Linked DNA regions of Homo sapiens: all the other regions are linked to region 1. A link is a contact called in ENCODE Hi-C or POLR2A ChIA-PET data. All regions are on one chromosome and are shown on one strand. The core of a region is the stretch at or near the end of the contact, and the rest is flanking DNA. Distances in the headings are between cores, read along the strand shown. Region 1 holds the start of NECAP1 (NECAP endocytosis associated 1). Region 2 holds the start of VAMP1 (vesicle associated membrane protein 1). Region 3 holds the start of ZNF384 (zinc finger protein 384). Region 4 holds the start of USP5 (ubiquitin specific peptidase 5). Region 5 holds the start of SPSB2 (splA/ryanodine receptor domain and SOCS box containing 2). Region 6 holds the start of LPCAT3 (lysophosphatidylcholine acyltransferase 3).

The links. A loop is a pair of places that touch in the nucleus more often than their neighbours do. ChIA-PET counts read pairs that join two places held with the same protein, here RNA polymerase II (POLR2A). Pooled maps may share reads with other maps.
Region 2: a loop to region 1 is called in a map with no recorded cell type, with 6 times the contacts of the local background. The contact joins the promoter of VAMP1 here to the promoter of NECAP1 in region 1. A Hi-C loop is called at or near these places in 1 of 37 single-sample maps with no recorded cell type and 2 of 50 pooled maps. POLR2A ChIA-PET finds 5 or more read pairs at or near these places in 1 of 52 experiments (naive thymus-derived CD4-positive, alpha-beta T cell).
Region 3: a map of naive thymus-derived CD4-positive, alpha-beta T cell shows a loop between it and region 1 (4-fold over the local background). The contact joins the promoter of ZNF384 here to the promoter of NECAP1 in region 1. A Hi-C loop is called at or near these places in 1 of 168 maps with a recorded cell type or tissue (naive thymus-derived CD4-positive, alpha-beta T cell) and 7 of 50 pooled maps. POLR2A ChIA-PET finds 5 or more read pairs at or near these places in 1 of 52 experiments (HCT116).
Region 4: a pooled map shows a loop between it and region 1 (15-fold over the local background). The contact joins the promoter of USP5 here to the promoter of NECAP1 in region 1. A Hi-C loop is called at or near these places in 7 of 50 pooled maps.
Region 5: a loop to region 1 is called in a pooled map, with 8 times the contacts of the local background. The contact joins the promoter of SPSB2 here to the promoter of NECAP1 in region 1. A Hi-C loop is called at or near these places in 7 of 50 pooled maps.
Region 6: a loop to region 1 is called in a pooled map, with 10 times the contacts of the local background. The contact joins the promoter of LPCAT3 here to the promoter of NECAP1 in region 1. A Hi-C loop is called at or near these places in 1 of 37 single-sample maps with no recorded cell type and 9 of 50 pooled maps. POLR2A ChIA-PET finds 5 or more read pairs at or near these places in 3 of 52 experiments (A549, activated CD4-positive, alpha-beta T cell and activated T-cell).

Annotation. Positions count from the first base shown.
Region 1 is chr12:8,080,530-8,083,957 of GRCh38, forward strand. It overlaps NECAP1 (NECAP endocytosis associated 1), which reads left to right and starts at 1,745. Exons shown (of 8, transcript NM_015509.4): 1 at 1,745-1,854. The coding sequence starts at 1,760. RefSeq lists enhancers at 1,007-2,206, 1,638-1,857, 1,928-1,987.
Region 2 is chr12:6,468,980-6,472,407 of GRCh38, forward strand. It overlaps VAMP1 (vesicle associated membrane protein 1), which reads right to left and starts at 1,698. Exons shown (of 5, transcript NM_014231.5): 1 at 1,551-1,698. The coding sequence starts at 1,552. It also overlaps a transcript of TAPBPL not described here. RefSeq lists silencers at 1,180-1,229, 1,730-1,779, 1,990-2,249.
Region 3 is chr12:6,687,462-6,690,889 of GRCh38, forward strand. ZNF384 (zinc finger protein 384) reads right to left here and starts at 1,914. Exons shown (of 12, transcript NM_001385745.1): 1 at 1,637-1,914; 2 at 706-765. RefSeq lists silencers at 1,763-1,872, 1,953-2,032 and an enhancer at 1,766-2,392.
Region 4 is chr12:6,850,611-6,854,038 of GRCh38, forward strand. USP5 (ubiquitin specific peptidase 5) reads left to right here and starts at 1,540. Exons shown (of 20, transcript NM_001098536.2): 1 at 1,540-1,680. The coding sequence starts at 1,570. It overlaps CDCA3 (cell division cycle associated 3), which reads right to left and starts at 676. Exons shown (of 6, transcript NM_031299.7): 1 at 612-676; 2 at 223-399. The coding sequence starts at 342. RefSeq lists silencers at 682-731, 1,402-1,511, 2,482-2,531 and enhancers at 892-1,171, 1,178-2,138, 1,242-1,291, 1,562-2,201.
Region 5 is chr12:6,871,758-6,875,185 of GRCh38, forward strand. SPSB2 (splA/ryanodine receptor domain and SOCS box containing 2) reads right to left here and starts at 1,546. Exons shown (of 3, transcript NM_032641.4): 1 at 1,489-1,546; 2 at 481-1,240. The coding sequence starts at 1,144. RefSeq lists silencers at 206-325, 1,506-1,955 and an enhancer at 876-1,115.
Region 6 is chr12:7,016,925-7,020,352 of GRCh38, forward strand. It overlaps LPCAT3 (lysophosphatidylcholine acyltransferase 3), which reads right to left and starts at 1,552. Exons shown (of 13, transcript NM_005768.6): 1 at 1,350-1,552. The coding sequence starts at 1,500. RefSeq lists a silencer at 1,903-2,162.

The DNA of each region.
Region 1 (3,428 bases), core at 495-2,994:
AATGCATTTACATGCATGCATATATAATTTTGGGGTGTTTCGACAAAAGTTGATAATGCTGTATGTTTTTTGCAGTTGGCTTTAAAAAATCTTGGATCTCTTTCAATGGCTAACCCTTTAGTTCAAAACATCTCATAGTAATAGATATACCATTAACCATTTCCCATTGATAGATGGTCATTTTGTTTCCATTTTTTTCACTATTACAAACAATGCTGTAGTATTATTGTACATACTTTTTTGTGCATATAAGGATTTCTCTACAATATTTATTAGTGAAACTGCTAAATTGAAGATTACGTCCAATTAATATTTTGATAAATTCTGTTAATTTCCCTTTTAAAAATGCCGTGCCAATTTACATTCCTGCCAACAGTGTATGAGATTAGACTGTTCCTCACGTCCTCGCCAGGGATAAATGTGGTAATTCTTTTTGAAATTTAAGATATCACTTTCCAAGGTGGAGCAGACAAATTAGAGGCAGGTTTGCTTTTTTTTTTTTTCTCATTAAACTTTTTTAATGGGTCTCAAAATTCTGTGACAAATTTTTGGATGTTTCCATTAAAAAGTACTGATTTAAAAAACTAATAACTTAAAACTGCCACACGCAAAAAAGAAAACCAGTGGTCCACAAAACATTCTCCTTTCCTTCTGAAGAAGAAAACCAGTGGTCCACAAAACATTCTCCTTTCCTTCTGAAGGTTTTACGATGCATTGTTTTCATTAACCAGTCTTTTACTACTGAACTTAAATGGCCAGTTGAAACAAACAGTTCTGAGACCGTTCTTCCACCACTGATTAAGAGTGGGGTGGCAGGTATTAGGGATGATATTCATCTAGCCTTCTGAGCTTTCTGGGCAGACTTGGTGACCTTGCCAGCTCCAGCAGCGGTGAAGACTGCTGCTGTTGTAATGAGGCAGGCTTGAGTTTCTGTCTCAGTTTTGCCACTTGCTATCTGTACTGTCAGGGTGTTGTGGTTAAGTTTACCTTTGGGGCGCAGAAAAAGCATATTTATGGTGAGAGTTCGGTAGCATTTATCATTATAATAGAACTGGGAGCTAATATAGGCCATTAGATAGTTCATTATGCTTCCGATTTTATCAGGAATTGGGTTGATCCCACGTATAGTCTATTTAACAGGATCAAATTTTCCAAAAAGATAATCGGAATACACGCCGAAAGTGTGGCAAAACATTTTAACAGGTGTCGTCCTGAAAAATCGGAGATAAAGAGTGTAAGGCACTAAATCAAGTTGGGTGTTTTCAGCGTTTAGACTCTGGAGAGTTGAAATCCACGGTGTCTATGACCAGATCATACATCATTCTCTGCAGGTACCTCGTCTGGGACTACCGGCTGGAGGTTGCCTCTTTTCTGCCAGGAGACTACAGTTAGGAAGTGACTCCTGTAAGAAAATCCGTCACGATTCAATATGGTCCTCGTCCTCGTAGGACACTCCAGGCACCTGCCTAGAGTAAGATGGCGCTTTTCGTAAGCACCTCTCCAGGACAGAGATTTCCATAACGAGAGTCACGCACTTGCAGGCCATCTTTGCCATTATCCAAGACGGTGAGCCGTGCAGCCTCATCGTTTCCAGGTTTCAATATGGCTCCCCGCGTCACCGAAAAGGTTAATCTCAGAAACTAACTTGAACTCGCGCGGAAGTGACGCAACAGAAGTTGTCGCGCTTTGCATCTCCGCCTCCCGTGCTCCGCCTCCGGTCTTACGTTTCGCCCCCGGCAGCGCCGACAGCGGACCCAAGATGGCGACCGAGTTGGAGTACGAGTCTGTGCTGTGTGTGAAGCCAGACGTCAGCGTCTACCGGATTCCGCCCCGGGCCTCCAACCGCGGTTACAGGTACTAACCCCGAGGCGCTGCCGCACACGCGTACTCTGTCGCAGATGACAGCTTCCTTCTCAGCTAGCACGCTGTCCGTCCCTGCCACTACTACCTCTGTATTGTCACCTTGCTAGCCTCCCTACCTGGGTTGTCATCTCCCTGACCACCTGCTCCATCTCCACTCTGGACTGTCATCACCATATTTCTGCCGTTTTTTTTTTTGTTTTGTTTTTTATTAAATTACCACTCTGCGTTATTCCACTCTGCCTCTCCCGTAATCCCCTGGGGCACCCATCTGCTCCCCATCATGCACTTTCAGTCGTGCTTGCTCCATTGCCAGTCCCCTTTCATTCGCTCTTCCCTGCGTCCTTCAGCTTATCATCCTCATCCTTTCTCTCTCTCTCTCTCTCACACACACACACACACACACACACACACACACACACACACACCTTTCCAGTTCCCCATGCACATTTATGGGTAATCGTGTTGCTTGCCACTCTGGATTATCTGATTTATTTTTTGTACTGTTGTCAATTTCGTCACCAACTGTCATCATCCACCATTCGGTTTTTCCTTCAGCAGTTTTACCAGTGAGCAAAGGTTATGATCATAAGCTTTACAACGGTTGTTCATTCTGTTTCTTCTCATTGTATTTTCTTGATGATTATATAGTATTTTCTGTCTTCCTTCCCTACCTCCCTTCTTAACCTCTCCTACACCTTTTCCCTCCAAAGTTGAGGCAGCATTTTTCTCTGTTGGGCCTAACTACCTACCTTGTAATCCAATGACTGTGAGGTTCTGAGGATGCTATAGGACATTATGTAGTTGAAAGACAGTTCACTGGGCTTCATGTTAAACCATATGAGTGTGAGCCCTTTCCAAGCCTCAATTTTCTCATCTGTAAAATAGAAAAAAAAACCTGTTAGTGATGATACCTGCGCTCTTATAATGTGCTTAACAAGGGTTTTTGGGAGAGTAAAATTAAATCATATAATGGATGTGAAAGAATGTAGGAAATGCAATAAAGCAGTTACAAATACTATTTGTTTGTTCTTTTTTTTTTTTTTTTTTTTTTTTTTGAGATGTAGTCTCACTTTGTTGCCCAGGCCGGAGCGCAATGGCTCAATCTCAGCTCACTGCAACCTCCGCCTCCTGGGTTCAAGCGATTCTCCTGCTTCAGCTTCCTGAATAGTTGGGATTACACGCATGCACCACCACACCTGGCTAATTTTTGTATTTTGAGTAGAGATGGGGTTTCACCAAGTTGGCCAGGCTGGTCTTGAACTCCTGACCTTGTGATCTGCCCACCTTGGCCTCCCATAGTACTGGGATTACAGGCGTGACACCACGCCCAGCCGTCGTTTTTTTTTTTTTTTTTTTTTGTTAGAGAGGCAGGGTCTCGTTCTATCATCCAGGCTGGAGTGCAAGTGGTGCAATCACAGCTCACGGCAGCTGTGTACTCCTGGGCACAAGGGATCCTCCTACCTCAGCCTCCCAAGTTGCTAGGGCTACAGGCATTGCCTCACAATGCCTGGCTAATTTTTAAATTTTTTTGTGTAGACAGGATCTTGATATATTTCCCAGGCTGG
Region 2 (3,428 bases), core at 448-2,947, 1.6 Mb before region 1:
TTATTTGACTAATTACAATAGAACTAATACCCAGAAGCTCATTCTCCTTGATTAAGTGAATTTCTTTTAGTCTAAAAAGATAGAGAATAACTCCTCAGAGAGGCTATGGTAGCAGATTACACCTGACTCATTCCCCATTTGAAGAATCACTTTTCCATTTCCCTCTAAGGTGCAAAGGAGGTAAAGCAAAGATAGACACAAAGTCATGGGAGCCACAAGACTCTTGTCCTGCCACTGAGCTAGCTAAGCAATCTAGCTCTCGACTTAAGGCAGAAAATTCAATGAGTAGGTAGCAGCCAGTGTTGGAAGCAGTCCAGGATGGTAGCACCAATGACAAGATTAAGGTCAGAGACCTCGTGATGCCCCGCTAGCCACCACGATTTTTCTGTTGCCTTCTGTTCATCCCACGTAGATACTATCTGGAAGCCCCCTCCCCAAAATGAAAACAACTGGAATTCTACGGCTTGCCCAAAATGCATAGAACACTCATATCTGGTTAAAACCATAGAAATCAAAAAGAAAAAGTGAAATGGCTATGAAGTATTTGCAAGGCCAATTTCACTTACTACTTGTTGGGAGTTGGAAACACTCAACAGTAAAATATCTAGGGATAATTACAACCCTTATGTAACACAAGTAAATCTTTCCCTTTTTTGTCACTTAGAGAAGCAACATAAATACATCTAGGACCAGGCCAGGGTAGTAATCAGAAAGAAAAATCTGTATTAGACATATTGAGGTCTTGACAGAGAAGTACTTCGTTTGTTTAGCCGTAGTTTTCCCTCAAGATCATGCGAAGGGGGTGATGTTGAAGACTGCTGGAGACTAAACTGTGTGTGTTGGAGGAAAGGGGGAAAGCTCAGCTCTCCCTATTTCTCCTCCAACTATTTGGTAAGACTCGGTGATAGAAAAACATCTCCTATACGAATGGCCTTGGTATGAACAGCCGCTTGGGATGACAGGCCACTATCCCACTACCCCTTGAGTCTTTCTGAGCTGCTCACCTGGTGCCAGAGAACTGGCAGATAAGTTTCTGCAGCTTTGCTCACTGCCATGAGGGGGGCTAGACATCACACTTTGGGTGAGGGGTAAACAAATCCAGAGATTGTAGGGCAACATAAGTTACCAACTGGCAGTTGCACCCATGACTGTCTTTCCTGAGGCGCTGAGTAGTGATTTAGCCAGATGACAGAAATACCTTTCGAGTCCCCTGCCCAGTTGTCTCCATCCACCACCCCCAGCCCCCGCCCTCTCCGAGTCTCCACTATACCAAAACCAGAATGAGGCGCCACTCAGACGAGAGGAGAGGGTGCAATGATTGTGGGACCCCTGCGCCCCTGCCCCGCCCGTGGGGTGCTAGCTGTGGCTGGTGCGAGAATGGGGTGCTGGCCCCCCTCCCTGGGGGTGGCCCGGTCCGGAAGCGGCGCGCGGTGGTAGTTCCCCGCGTTGCTGCAGCTGCTGCATTGCGCCATTTTCCGTCCCGCAGAATCGGGAGCTTGGGGCGAGAGTTGTCAAGGAGGTGCCGAGCCCCCACACCAGAGTCAACTCACATTTTTCTGACAGAGAGAGTGAGGGTCTGTTCCTCTCCGGAGGCTGCGGCGAGACACCCGGTGAGGGACGCTGCGGCTGAAGTGGACGGAACTGCCAAGCTCCGCCTCGCGCCGACTACCCCGCGGTCTAGCTGCGCTGGAACTTACTGCAGCTGCCGCGCCGGCCTCCGCCTTTATTAGTGCTGACCACGCCTCCCGGATAACGGTGACAACCCCGCGGCCCAATCCATGCCCAGGACGGTCGCCCAGCGCTACAGGCCTAGCCCGCCCCGCCCCTGCCAATTGCCAGTCACAACTCTCCTCTCATCCGACTCCGGAAAGGAGCGGTTGCTGTGAGGATCCTTCAGTGATCAATGCGACCATAGTTTGCGCTCCAGTCTGGCGGAGGGACGGGGCGGGGTGGAGATGAGGTCTGTCCCTTCGGAGGGCGCTTCAGCAGTTTGTTAGGCATTTGTGGTGCCTCCCAACCAATCGCTAGGCAGTTACTGAAGACCGTGCCCGCCCCTGCCCCACCCCGCGCCGGGACTCGCGCATTCAGCTGGAGGCGGCGGCTTCCTGGTGCGCGCCCAGCCCTGGTGCCCTGCTCTGGCCCTCGCTCCGCACCACCGCCCCGCCTCTAACTAACGCTCTGAGAGGGTGCAGGAGCCTCGAGACACAGCCACAAGCTCCTGGTGCCAGATACCGGATGCGGGGTTCCGTCCCACCAAAGCAAGCACGAAGCTTTCGTTCATTCGTTTCTTTCAACATAGCCTTCCTAAATTGAACTCCCTCCCAAACCTGCTCCAGTCGAGGTTACCACATCGACTCAGTTGCCCAGACCAGAAACGTGGAAACCATCCTAGATTTCCTCCCCTTCACCTTTACCTCTCCCCCAGTAATCTGCCAAATCGAGTTGATTTTTCCTTCTTGGCATTCCAGTGATTATCTCCCCTCTGCTCACTATTATCCCTTTCCTGGACTCCATCAGTTGGAAAATTCACCATTATTTTATGTCCCGCTAAGAAAAAAGGTTACAAGGCCGGGCGCAGTGGCTCACACCTGTAATCCCAGCACTTTGGGAGGCCGAGTCAGGCAGATTACCTGAGATCAGGAGTTCGAGACCAGCCTGGCCAACATGGCGAAACCTCTGTCTCTACTAAAAATACAAAACAGCCAGGCATGGTGGCGGGCGCCTGTAATCCCAGCTACTCGTGAGGCTGAGATAAGAGAATCGCTTGAAGCCGGGAGCCGACGGTTGCAGTGAGCCGAGATCACGCCACTGCACTCCAGCCTGGGCAACAGAGCAAGACCCTGTTTCAAAAAAAAAAAGAAAAAAGGTTGCAAATTATCTGTGACAAATGCTTTCCTTACCACTTAGCATTTTTGTTTTACATGTATTGAAAATATGGGTTTATATACATACCGATTTCTATATTTCACTCTTGTGCATGCATAAAAAGGGAAATAGAAAACAATAACATGGTAACTATCCCTAAAACTTCACAGAGACTGATTGTTAATGATTCACTTTTTTGACTCAGTCTTGGATGTCCACTAATTTCCACGCAATGTAGTCCTCTGTGCATTTCATAAGGGCTTTGGTGATGCAGCATTTCCTAAGAGTGTTCCTCTCCAGGCTCTAGAGTTTTCTTCCAAGCCTCAGACACCCATTTGGCAAGCTTTGATGCTCATGAGCAGGTATGACAAATATAGTTTGACTGCTGTCTGACTAATAGCTAAAGTGAAACATCCCAATTAGAAGATATTGAAATGCAAAAAAACAAACAAACAAGCACACACAAAAAACCCAAGTGCCTCCTAAGATCAATGATACATCATTCTGCTTCCAGTCTTGCCATCCTTTACATCTATTCTCTAAAAAGTCCACCAAAGTTATCT
Region 3 (3,428 bases), core at 664-3,163, 1.4 Mb before region 1:
CTTGGCTCAGAAACCCACAGGGCATTTTATAAACCAACCTCTGGGATCATAAGTTCTGAACTCAAACTCTTTAGGTCCACTCACTGTCATTTTCAGGCTACCCGAAACTCTTCCAGACCTACTTCTGGAGTCTACTCCGTACAGTTTTATCCACTTCACTCCAGACTAACCATGAAGCAGTTTTTTTTTTCCCCTGAAAATTTCATCTTGCCATACCAAATTCAAATAACCCTGTGTCACAGATTCTAATCACTCCACAGACCCACTTCTAACACTCCACTGGACTATTTGGGATAGGAACTCCATTCTAAACTCAGCTCTGCTTGTTCCAGACACAGGAAAGCAATTCCATAAGGACTATATTGGCATTTAGGGTCTTTGTGTCCCAAAGCAGAATAAAGATTTCCCCTTTGGACACAAGGCAACACTATTCAGTGGCTTCACCTGAGCATTTCATATTTCATTCCTGATGAGCATTAGTAGGAATGGAAAGTGATGGGGGATAGCGCCAACTTTTTACACAAAAACTTCCTGACCCTCAAGAGATAATAGAAAAAAACTGATTTCTCTCCACAACAATCTCAGCATTACAATTGCTATTACTTTAAGTATTCTATCACATTGTGAAACACACACACGCCCCATTTGGTTGTGACCCCTTCTCCCCCAAAACCAGAAAAGCCATTAACCCAAAAATCATCTTACCCTCTCTCTCTCTTCCTCCTGCCGTCTTATTCCTTCTCCTTTCCAGGGCTCCTGAACTTTCTGTAAACAAATTGTCTAGGTTACAGGGGCCAGGCAGGGTGCAGCCACCAGAGAACTGTGGAGAACCTCAGGAATTATTTGTCAGCAGTCAGTCTGGAAGGCAGGCAGACCCCCCAGCCAGCAATCCAAAGACGGGTGGATATAATAACAGCAGTCTAGTGCTACCCTCTACGTGGATACAAGAGAAATAAATCCAATTCCCAGAAACTAAGACGAATTCTATCACCAGCGTTTGGGTTTCACTCCTAGGCTCAGAGACTGGTCCTTGTTCGTTCCCAGGCCACAGGTAACCAGGGGTCAGAGAACATTAGAGATGGAGGAGGAGGAGGGTCTGTGCCCCTGAGGAGTGGCTTCAGAAGGCAAAGCTGAGGGCTGGGGGATGCACAAGACCTTGTGGCAGGCACAGTGCCAGTTCAGGCCCAGCCACTTCCTCTAGCCTTCCCCCCACTTCTTCGAGGACTTCGCCCCCTGCCTACCCGAGGCCTTGTGCCAAGAAGTACCTCCCTCAGCCTGCACCGTGGTCTATCTACTGGAGACCCCAGCTGTCCCCTCAAAACCTTCGCTCCCCTGAGACAGTTCCTGGGAGCCTTCTCCTGATGTCGTCCCCTACCCCTTTCTCAAAGACCCTTCCTTGGGACGTCCCTCCTTCCCCTCCAGGGAGCTGAACTCTGCCACCCACCAGACAGGCACCCGCCCCCTAAACCCCCCCATTCCTTCCCATCGCCCGCTCCTCCACAACCACTTCCGGTTCCGGGACGGACACACACACAGTCACATCGTGGACCCCCCCTTCCCCGCCTGCCCAAGGAAAAGGGGAGGGGGGAGGAGCAAGCAGCTTGGCGCGCGCCGGCTGTAGCGGCGCGAGACTCACCGGGCGGCGACGGCTGCGGCGGCGCCAGAGCCTGAGCCAGGGCGCGGGAGGGGCGGCGTTTGCTGGGAAAGGAGGGAGCCGAGGAGGGTGGGAGGACCAGGAAGGGGCGAGGGAGGGGAAAAAGCGCAAGGCGCAGCGCGCGGGCACGCACTTCTGGAGCGAGACAGACCCACACACTCACACGCACGGAACGCGCGCGAGACACCCGCAGGGCGGGGGCGCGAGGTAGTGGGTGGCCCCCCCTCCTTGCTGCCCTCCCCTTGCACTCACCCGGAAGTGGTGCTGCAGCTCGTGCTCCCGCGAACCCCAGTTCCTCCACGCCCCCCTCCCTCCCCCCAACAGGCTCAGAGAAGAGCTCTGCGGAGAGAAGGCGGGAGCGCCGGAAACGAAAAGGGGGGAGGGAGGGAAATAGCAATGTAGGGGGGGCGCTAATGGAGAAAGAGGGGCGTGCAGAAGCCGAGTCACTTCCGGGAGTGGCTGGAACACTTCCGGCGCCGCTAGCGCTGCGAGATATTCAGGGCAGAAGTTACGATAACTCGGGGCGGAAATAGCTTCTGCCCAGCGACTGGGAAGAGGGGATGTGACGCTATAGCGGAAGTGAAGGCGGGTTCCGCTAGGGGCAAAAGCTGAAACCGGAGGACTCCGGCCCTGAGCTTCCGGAAGGGACATCTGGGGAAGGTGGGGGGGTGGAAACGCGACAGGTTCATGAATTATCCATCAAGGTAGGAGAGGAGGTGTGGGTTCTTCAGATGCTGGGACCCCGTTTCTCTTCCCTCTGGATGTTGAATAAGCTGATGTAGGAAATTACCATTATTTTTTCTGATACCCCCAAGAATGTCTCAATGCTTTGAATATGCGGGAAAGGACTAGGACGTATCCTTGTTTTTCGGAGGTCCCTACTTAGGTCCAGTTAGAAACTCTCCCAGCCATCAAAATCTGTCTCTCTGACACATCCCTTACTTTACTTTGGTCTTTTCTTGTTGCCCATACCCACATCTCTATCCCCTTACCCTGTTTTACTTAAATATAGCACTTATTACTGCCTGATTTATTGTTTGCTGTCCACCTCTCCCAACTAAAATATTGGCTACAGGACAGCGAGGACTGAATTGTTCGTTGCTGTATCCTCATATCCTGGCAGTTAAGTGGTCTGTAAACTCTTGTTGTATAAATGAACTATAGTTCATTATGAACACCTAAATATGAACCCTTTTAGGAAGCCTTGCCTGATTGCTCCAACCTGTAATGGTCCCTCTGAATTCCCATAGTATTTAATACGTACCTTTTATTGATATTTTAACTATTTCATACATGTGATTCCCCAGCAAGATTGTCAGTTCCTCATGGAAGGAAATACGTTGCTTTGCTGAGCATATAGTAAATGCTGAATATGTTGTTTGAACAAGTGAATGCTGTTACAAGCGTGCACCCCGACCTGGCCAGAATCCCCCTGGGCTCAGCTCTAAGCAGAACTGAGGTCTCTCCTACTAATGGTAAGAGCCTCTTGCTGAGAAAAATAACCTTTTTTTTTTTTTTTTAAAGACAGAGTGTCACCCTGTTGCCCAGGCTGGAGTGCATTGGCGCCATCTTGGCTCACTGCAACCTCTGCCTCCTGGGTTCAAGCGATTCTCCTGCCTCAGCCTCCCTAGCAGCTGGGATGACAGTCGCCCGCCACCACACCGGGCTAATTTTTTGTATCTTTAGTGGAGTCGGGGTTTCACCATGTTGGCCAGGCTGGTCTCGAACTCCTGACCTCAACTGATCCACCTGTCTCAGCCTCCCAAAGTGCTGG
Region 4 (3,428 bases), core at 290-2,789, 1.2 Mb before region 1:
GGCTAGAACAAGTCTGGGCCCTGACTCTTCTCTCCTCTCCTCCCCATATTCCAGGAAGGAATTGCCAAGGCCCTCAGATATCCAGCCTACCCCACACAGATTGAGATTGCAGAAAATAAGGCTAGGATAAGGGTGGGGTCATGACGGCTCTCTCAAAATCAGGTTAGGAAGAGACCCAAGAATTCAGACATTCTCTGCCTTTCCCACGCTGGCCCAGAGTACCTGGATGGGAGTGCGCAGGATGCCAGCACTAGGTGAACGGGGGTCCGCCACTCGAGCCAGATGCTTGTTGTGCGGCGGAGGCCGCGCTGGTGTGACTGGGACGCTCTTGGCTGAGCCCATCTCAACCAGGAGTTGCAGGGTGGGGGCAAGGGCCAGCCCGGGACGAGGAGGGAATGCCTGTGAGAAGTGACTCAGGTCTCAGCCCTTATCTCTTCCACGTCGGACCTTCAACCCTAAACCACCCTGTCTTCCCAGTTTCCAGTGAAGAAACTTCCTGGCGAGGGACCAGAGGCCTCTGCGGAGTTAATGACTGCTGCAGCTGACAAAATGGCTCGTTCTGGGCCTGCTGAGCCCTCTAACTTATTTATTAAATTATTCAAATCACTTACCGGGCCCCAATTCCACCTCTGGATGCACAACAGCTCGTGGCTCAACTCCCGAAGTTACCAGTTTCAAACTTCCCGCCACGCCCCCTGCCCTGACCCTATTGGCTGAGCCGACGTAGTTCCCATAGGCCCTCCACGTAAGACCCGCCTCGAGCCAAAGGAAGCTGTTGGTCTGGGAGAACGTCTATCATGGTGACTGTAGGTGTCAATGGACTGATGCTAGGCTTGCCCAGGGGTGACGCCTCCTTGATAAGGGTACTTCTGTTCAGTATCGGCCTGCGAGCCGTCCGTGGCAGGCTGAGGAGTGCCAGTCTTCGCTTTCGAGACGTCTAGTCTCAAGAACGAATTATTAAACAAAATAGAATCATGAGTGATTACACTATTATGCGCACATCCAGCTGGAGTTGTGATGGTTTTCCTGAGGCGAGCGATAGTAGCTTTATTGGTTGACAGCTGTATCAGTCACTCGACACAACCCCCTCAAGCTCCGCCTCACTGGATACCCCCTTTACAAATACCAAGACAACTGTCCCTCGACTTTCCGACCGGACAGGTCCCCAGGAAACTTTCTGGAATTGAGAGGCCTAAAACAACCGTCAGTTCCTGCTCTTCAATAGAAGGCACGCGAATGGACTCTAAGGGTCCCGGAGCCGGAGCAGCTGCGGAGCCGCAGCAGCTGCAACCCCGAAGCCCACCTAGCTGCTCTACGTGCGCTCCCGCCCTGGAGGAGTGGGATTGGTTCTTTCAACCATCAATTGCCTTAGGAGCGCTTCTCATTGGCGTCAGTCAAGCGCGGGGCAGGGGCGGAGCACCGGCAGGCAGGCTCCGTCCAACTGCCATTCTCGCGCGTCGTCTCCGCGGCGCATGCCCCTAACGAGTGGCGCTCATTGGACGGGAGGGGCAGGGGAGGGGACTGGGAACGGTGGGAGCCGCCGTGTGTGGAGAAGCTGCTGCCGGTGTCATGGCGGAGCTGAGTGAGGAGGCGCTGCTGTCAGTATTACCGACGATCCGGGTCCCTAAGGCTGGAGACCGGGTCCACAAAGACGAGTGCGCCTTCTCCTTCGACACGCCGGTAAGCCCATTCCCCACGCCCGCAACGAGCACGACTTCCTTCCATCGCCCTGGTCATTCCGCTGGGGCCTGCAAGGCTTGGGCTACCGCCTCCCTGCGATGCACCATGGGACTTGTAGTCTCCCACGCTCCACTCTGCCGTTGCCTTTCATTAACTGCGGCTGTCGTGTGACTACCGTCCCCGGAAGCCGCCGCGCTCACCTCTCCGGCTCCCCGCTTCGTGGAGCACTGTGGGCATTGTAGTCACTCACTGCCTTCGTTGCCGTTCTAAGCTAGGGGCGCAGCCCGACCGTCGGACTACATCCCCCAAGTGGACCCTTGAGAAAACCTGGCAGTCGGCCTTGTCTGCCGCGCACGGCTCTCCGGGTTTTGTAGTCTCGTGTAGGAGTGATGGGGACGACTCCCCACTGTTCTCGGCCGGGGTTGGAGTTGGGGGGTGGGGACCGCAGTTCCTAGGCGGTTAATAGTCTGGGAGTGGACTCTCAAGAAGTCCGATTCTGAGAAAGGCAGAGAGCCTCCACCCCGTGGTTAAAACAGACAGGGGGCGGGGAGGGGAGGAAAGAGGAGAGGAAAGCTCTAGTCGTTTCTCCTTTGAAGTGAGCAATGGCCGCAGCCCCCACCCTTCCCCCCGCCCCCCAGCCTATCACAGACAGCTGAGATAACCCCTTTTAAAGTATTCCTAGAGAGGTGGTTTCTTTCTCGGAGGATGCTAAGGCCTCTTTCCCATCCCGCTCCCACTCTTGGCTAGTTACACAAAGCCACCTCCCACACCATGCTTCACGTTTTGCAGGCTCCACCTGGTACCTCCCTTCCTGCAGTTCTGCCTTCCCTATGTCACCCTCAAGCGGAGGCCCTTTGGGGCCTGAACTGAGAAGGCAGCAGCTTGGTTGGGATCCGCCCCCCTCACCACCCCTCCCCTCAAGCTGCTGTGCCCTGCCCAGTGTATTCTGCCAGAACCAGCTCATGGCCTGAAAACTGCAAGTCAGAGTGGAAAGCCTTCATTACTGCATCACCAGTACTGAGTAGAACAGCATGATGTGAGGCCCAGTTCAGGATCATCACTGTGATTTGTGGTTTGCTTGGTTTGCTAGGCTTTGATCTGGGCCTCAGACAATGTGCTGCTTCTCTGAAGTCTGGCTTTGGCAGAGGTAAAAGAGCACTGCGCGGAGCAGAGCTCCGGGGTTCCCAATCCTTGGTGAAATCAGCATCTTTAATTTCCAACAGAGGAGTTTAATCACTTCAGAGCTCCCACATTCTTCCCAGGAGGGAAAGGTTTTTCTTAAATTACCAGCAGGTGGTAGAAGTCAGTGGGTCCCTCTTTACACTTTTATTCACTCCTGTCTCTCTCCTTAGTAACTGCTTTGAATAATCCAAAAAGGGTTTTTGTAATCTTCTGAAACTTTCCCTTTTTCACCCCAAGTCAAGAGATTTTCAGTGTGCCCTAGTTCTTTGCTAACCAACTTCCAGCATATTTGGTTACCTTCAAATTGGGCTCATGGTAGAAAGAGCTTAGTTGACCTCCCCGGTGAGAAATGCTCTATTTGTTCATGAACTTGCAGTACACACTGTTCCTAGGAAGTGGTACAGAGCAATCTATGGGACCAAGAACTACCTTAGACAGTGCACTATTTTTCATATCACAGCAGAGAAATGTTCAAGGCCACTGAGACTTTTATTCCTGGAAGAGGATGTCTGTTGTTGCTCAAAGCCTTGGATCTGAGGGAAGACCCTTATTGTCTCCAATTTCCT
Region 5 (3,428 bases), core at 296-2,795, 1.2 Mb before region 1:
TGGTGCCCAGGGCCCCAGTGTCTCCATCCAGAGGTGTGGCTGAGGAAGGAAGTAGGTATGTGGCACAGAGACAGGTTAGAGCCCAGGGAATCCGGTATACAGCCTGGGTACCTGGCTCTGCCCATCCTTCTTTTGGACCTGTACATCAAACCCAGTACCTAACGCTTTGCACCTCTTGCTCAGGGGTTGATATCTCCTGAATTCTCTCATCCCTGCAGTTCCTCCCTCCATTCTGAAGGTTCACCATTTACTGGCCAAGAGAACTTGAGAAAGTTGCTTTCTCAAGCCTGTTTCACCTCTATTGCTGTTGGGTTAAATTAAATAACAGCTGTGAAGACCCCTAGCCTTTCCCAGCACTGAACAGAGGTTGAGGCAGGCTGGATGAAGGTCCATCCCCTCTGCTCTTGTCAGAAGAGTTTCCATCCCAAACCACTGCCACCAGGGACAGAAAGTTCTCCCCACGTCTGCCCCAGGCCTCACCTCTCCTTTCGCCCAGGTAGCGGATGCGGACCTGGCACTGGCCCCAGACAGCGCTTACTGCCGGATAGAGGGTCCTGCCCTTCAGTCCGCGGAATGCTGGCCCCAGGTAGGTGCCCCCAATAGCGTAGCCCAGAGTTCCCTCCTCCATGTCCAGAACCACCAGCAGTCTCTCTGGCACCTCCAGCTGCTCACCCTGAGTTCCCGCTGGATACTGGGGGGCTCCGGGCCCCTTGCTCTGATGGTACAGCTTCCCCCGCCCGATGTCCCAGCCCCACGACTCGCTGTTGCTGCCCAGCAGCGCCGCGTAGTGGTCAGTCTGCAGCGGGGCGAGGGCCGTGGCCACGCCCACCACGGCATGCGTGCCCCTCTGCTCTAGGGGCCAGCTGATCTCCCAGGCGTGCAGGCCCCTTGAATAGCCCCTCTTACCCCGGGCCCCATCAGTGCTCTGGGCCACGGGCCGCCGCTCAAAGTACAACCCTCCTTCCTTGACCTCGATGTTCTCTGAACAGTCTTTGGGGTTCCAACCGTGGCGCCGCTGGGCCCCCAGGTCAGGAGGGGGTGCAGACAGCAGCTCTTCCAAGCCCTCGGGACAGGAGAGGTCAGGGTACAGGGCCTGTGGCGTGGGGGTGCTGCTGCTGCCCCCTGCCAGAGCTGTCTGGCCCATGGAGGTGAGGAGCTAGAGGACTCCCCGAAAGAGGCTTGCTGGGGCGTCTTTCTCTTCTGAAAGTTGAGCTCCAGTTTGGATTGACCTGGAAGGGAGCTGGGAGAAAAGGGGCGTGAAGAGCAGAATCCTGGCGGGGGCTCGTCACCCAGGTACCCCATCCTTTCACCCAAGTTTGCCAACGGGCCCGCTCCTCCCTCCTCGCTGCCCCAAAGCTCCTGGGCCCTTCATCTGCCCTCGCCCCATCTGATCCAGGTCGCCAGAGACTCTCGCGAGTTCGCCCCATTTGGGCCTCAGCATGGACCATCCCCCTTACTCGCCCGGAGCCCTCGCCGCTGCCCCCGAACCTCGGTTGACTTCCCAGCCCTGGAGGTCGCCGGGCCTCTGAAGGAGCCGGGCGGAAAGAAGCCGAGGCGCGCAGGGCGCAGACCGCCGGCCGCTTCCGCCCCCAGCTCCTCCCTTGGGCCGAGCCCGTCCCGCGGCCCCGCCCCTCCAGGGCCCTCTGGGGCTTAACCCTCTCATCGCCGCCCACGGCCGTGCAGCTCCGAGGCCACGCCCCTGTGGGGCCCCGCCCCCTCCTGGGCAGTTACCGCTCTATACCGGCAGCAGCCGCGGAGAGCATGCCCCGCCCCCGTGGAGCCCACCCCGGGCGGTTAACCTCGGGTCTCAGTCCCGGGCTGTGACCCTCCCCGAGGCCCCGCCCCCACGGCGAAGGCCCGGGGCAGTTAACCCTTCTCTTGCTGCGGCAGAGTCCGCACCCGGGCAGGCCCATCTCAGAATTAACGCTTTGATGGCATCACCGCGTCGGGAATCCCTGGGGATGGTGTTCTCCACCGTCAAGACCTTTGAGCCGCCTGAGCGACTAACTCCTGCGCCCCTGAGGGTAAGGAGCATGGGGTCAAGGAGGGGCTTCATTGTGCCGAATCCCATTTCTACTTCCCTGTGATTCTGGGTCACTGTTTCTGGGCTGGTCCCTTTCTGCCCCGGGTTGTGAGTCAGCCTGTGCCACCTCTGAGGCTGTGAAATCTGCTTCAGGCTCTAGGCTGTACGCATCATAGTTCTCCCTGCTGGTCCAGTCTTCATACTGGATGCCAATCCATTACTGAGCCGTTGATCTCATTTGGTAGAGTGTCCTGATTAAGACTTCGAGTTTGAGTGAAGCTATGCCACTAGTTAACTGCGCGATCTTGGGGAAGTTGCCCGATTTCTCTTTTTTTTTTTTTTGAGACAGGGTCTTGCTGTCACCAAGGCTAGAGTGCAGTGGCGCCATCACAGCCCACTGCAGCCTTGACCTCCTGGGCTCAAGTGATCCTCCTACCTCAGCCTCCCAAGTAGCTGGGACTACAGGCATGTGCTACCACACCCAGCTAATTTTTAAAAAAATATTTTTATTTTTATTTTTATTTTTTTCGAGACAGAGTCTTGCTCTTGTTGCCCAGGCTGGAGTGCAGCGGCACGATCTCGGCTCTCTGTAACCTCCATCTCCCAGGTTCAGGGGATTCTCCTGCCTCAGCCTCCTGAGTAGCTGGGATTACAGGCACCTGCCACCACGCCTAGCTATTTTTTGTATTTTTAGTAGACACAGGGTTTTGCCATGTTGGCCAGGCTGGTCTAGAACTCCTGACCTTGTGATCTGCCTGCCTTAGCCTCCCAAAGTGCTGAGATTACAGGTGTGAGCCACCACGTCCGGCCAAAAAAAAATTTTTTTTAGAGACAGGGTCTCCCAAAGTGCTGGGATTTCAGGCATGAGCCACTACGCCCAGCCCCAGATTTCTGTAGTTTTCTGTTATGTAAAATAGGAGCAATGATGGTAGTTACCTCACAGGGTTGTTGTGCAGTTGAAATAATCCAGGTAAAGCATGTAGCACAGAGCTGGGTACATAGTAGTCACTCACCAAGCATAGCTGTCAATGTGCTTAATGAGTGCCGACACTATAAGGAGGCAATATAATATAATGGCAAACATGCCAGCTGTGGGACCAGACTCCCCGGGCATGAATACCTGAAGGCCAGTGTGTGTATGACCTTGGGCAAATTACTGAACCTCCCTGTGCCTGTTTCTTCCTCTGTAAGACAGAGATCACATTAGTATCTATTGCATGGGGTTGGTAGTGAGAATCCAATGAGGTTATAGATGTAACACATTTGGAAGAGTTTCTGGTTCGCATTTAATGATTTGTGCTAAGCACTGGAGATTAAGCAGTGAATCCTTAAGGAGGTTACAAAGACTTTTATAAAATAATGTATCATGTAGTAATAGTAAATAAAATTATGGAGATATAAAGAA
Region 6 (3,428 bases), core at 302-2,801, 1.1 Mb before region 1:
GATCTTGGTTTGATATGTAATAGGAAAGTAACAATGCTATTAGGCAAGGTTGTTTAAATATGAATTAATGCCTATCCCATTATCTAGATTGGGTTAACACCCTCTGGTGATATTATATATCAGTGTTTCTACTGAATACTGGATAAACGCCAAACTTCTCTCTGGCATTTAAGGCTTTCCACACCTGCCCAACTTTATCTCAAACTTCTCATGGTTCAGACCTCTAACCCTCTGCTCTAGCCCCAGTCCTGTTTCCTTATCACCACTTACAGCTTTTGCTTAATCCTTCCCACTCACCCGCTCCTAAAGTTCTATAACCTTCATAAAACGTTCCAACTGCTTAAATTTTATGTATATATATGTACAGGTACTTCCCAATCTTGGCCCTTCTACAGGACTTTATGGCAATCCTATGTGGTAGGCACTGTTGTCCTCATTTCATAGATAAGGAAATTAGGCCCAGAGGGTTTTGCGGCCTGCGTAGGGTCCTTCAGTTTGTGAGCAGCAACAAGGCTGGATCTGATTTGTTTGCCTTCAAAACCCATACTTTTTTCCATTGTACTATGCTACCTCCATGTATTAAACCATGGAGTGAGGATGCGGTAAAAAAGCCTATAAACCAGTTGTAATACAGCTTGTTGTGGCATAAATTCAGATACACCACATCCTTTGAACCACACGTGTAATAAACGCTTGGAATAGTATGGATCGATTTTAAGGAGGTTGTTAGTCCTGTTTCCCAAGTCCAGCATTAAAATGATATTCCAGGGTAAATGACAGGTAGGTGGCTTGGAAAATAAAAAAAGCAACATGGTATAAAAAGAAAATAGTAGGACTGGGACAGAAAAGAGACGAAAGTATAATATAAGCTGGCAATAAGCAAAACAGGCGCTCAGAATATGAAATATGGAATATGGGGCTGAAAAGGCCGAAAGGGCTAAAGTTAGGGGCCCTATGCCTACCGATGAGATGCGCGCGTGTGCGGGGTGGTTATTAATGACAGAGCAGGACACATGGCCAGACAGTGGAACTCAACAGAGCGACAAATAAAGACAGGTCGTGGGAGCAAGGGTAGAGCCTGGCACAAGAGGGCGGGGGCCCGACTGAGAGGCCAGAGGGCATGGCAGGGGTTGAAGAGAAAGATGAAGAGGTTCAGAGGGCACAGCGCCCCAGACTCGAGACAGGACTTCTGTCTTCCCTCAGTAGCTGTTGGTGTGCTTCAGGATTCACACCCGCACCCGGCACAGCCCTCCCGGGTGGCTCCGGGAAGAGAGGGAGGTCCTGTCCCCATTCCTCCCCTACTCCCCGGGGACTCCGCGAGGGGCGGAGGGAGGCAGGAGGGTCCTTACCCAGGAAGATGGAGATGATCAGCCGCAGCGCCTGTTCTGACGCGCCCAGGGACGTCGCCAACTTGTTAAGGCTCAGCTCCTGGAAACCCGACTGCAGAACCCCCGCCAGCGCCACCACAGTCCCCTCGTCCCCCTCCGCTGAGGACGCCATCTTAACTCCGGGAGCCCCACAGGGACCCCCCAGCTCCGCGCGCCCCGAATGCGGGCAAAACGCTATCGCTTCACCCCCAATTCCGGCTCGGGGCCCGCCCACGGCGTGCGCATTGGCTGGAGGCCCGCCCCGCGGCGCCAGCTCACCCCGTTATTGGCCGACCTGCGCAGAGGGCGGGGCCTAGCGCGGCAAGGTAGGAAGAGGGCGGGTCTGAAGGTTTGTAAGGCAAAGGTGACTCCTGCCGAGAATGCACACGGGGAGGCTCAGGGCTGGGCGGGGCTTGGCGTCGGGACCCAGAGCTGCCATTGGAAAGGTCTGAGCCCGTGGCCCGGCGACAGTTCAACTCCGTTCGAAATGCTCCCAGGAGGAGCCCTCCGGGGCGACCGTCCGGCCGGCCGGTTCGCTGCCTTCCCATTGGCTGAGGCGGGAGCAGGCGAGAGTCTGGACGCGGGGGGGCCGCCCGCGCGCGAGGTTACTCCCGGTCGCCGGCGCTGGGGTTACTGGGGCATGTAACGGGGAGGCGGGAACGCCCGCGCCGCCTTTCGCGCGCCCCCTAACGGCGCCTCCCGGCCCGTTCTTAAATTCTTAGGTTGTTAGACTCGTCGCCTTCACTCCCGGAGGTTCAGCGGAAAGCCCAGTGCCCCAGGAACAGACATTGTCTGCTCCTTTTATTTCATGGATCCCTTTTCCATGCAGTTTCCTGTAGTAAAACATGACCTTCCCCCTAGAGGCGATGAAATTAAGATATGCCTATTTAACACTTATTATTTTAATTAAAAATTCAAATAATTTTGCACTGAGTAATACATGTTTATGATAAAAGTTATAACAGTATAGAAATGTAAAACAGAAGAGTCCTGTTTCCCCTCCCTGCTTTTCATTCTCACTTCCTACAGGTAATCCTGTTAAGATTACGCCAAAAAAAAAAAAAAAAAAATCTGTCGAGCACTTACCATATGCCAGGGACTGTGCTGGGCTTGGGAATAGAATCAGGAGCCCAGAGCCACGGAGTGGGAGGATGCACAAATAATAGCATCAATTAACGTGTTATTGCAAGAGAAGGTAAGTGCTCTGAAGGAAAGGGTCAAGGTTCTGTGAGAGTATGTAACAAAGGAATGCTAAGAGTTTCTTGCAATAACTCTTAGTTACAATAATTTGTGGCGCATTCTTGTAAAATTACAGCTTATACTTCTGTAGCACTTGCACTTTATAAAGCACTTTCATCCGTATTATTTCACTTGCTTTGGCTGCGCAATAGAATATTTATTATGATGATGTCCTCTTACAGACACAGAGGCTTGGAGAAATTAAGAAACTGGGTAAGTTCCTTTACAAGTAAGCGGCAGACAGAATTTAAACCTAGGTCTGTCAAATTCCCTACCCCTACTCCCATTTTGGGCAAGATTTTAAAAAACAAAATATTTCATTCACACGGAAAAGTAGAGGATAATATAACTTCTCCAGGTTAAGAAACAAACATCACCTATACATTTGAAAAGCCGGTATATCCCTTCCTGAGGGCATTTCCCTCCTTCCTTTCTCAGAGGTCACCACTTTGCTGACTTTGGTATTTATCAATCCCATGCCTATTTTAATACTTTACATACAGCATATATCCAGAAAGGAAAATTAGTATAGTTTTGCATGCCTTATATTGGCCGGGCACAGTGGTTCATGCCTGTAATCCTAGTACTTAGGGAGGTTGAGGTGGGAAGATTGCTTGAGCCCAGGAGTTGGAGACCAGCCTGGGCAACATAGACCCTGTCTCTACAAAAAAAATAAAATAAAATTTAGATGAGCATGGTGGAACATGCCTGTAGTCCCAGCTACTCAGGAAGCTAAGGTGGGAGGATCACTTGAGCCTGGGAGGTTGAGGCTGTAGTGAGTCGTGATCATGACACTGCGCTCCAACCTGAAAGACAGAGCGA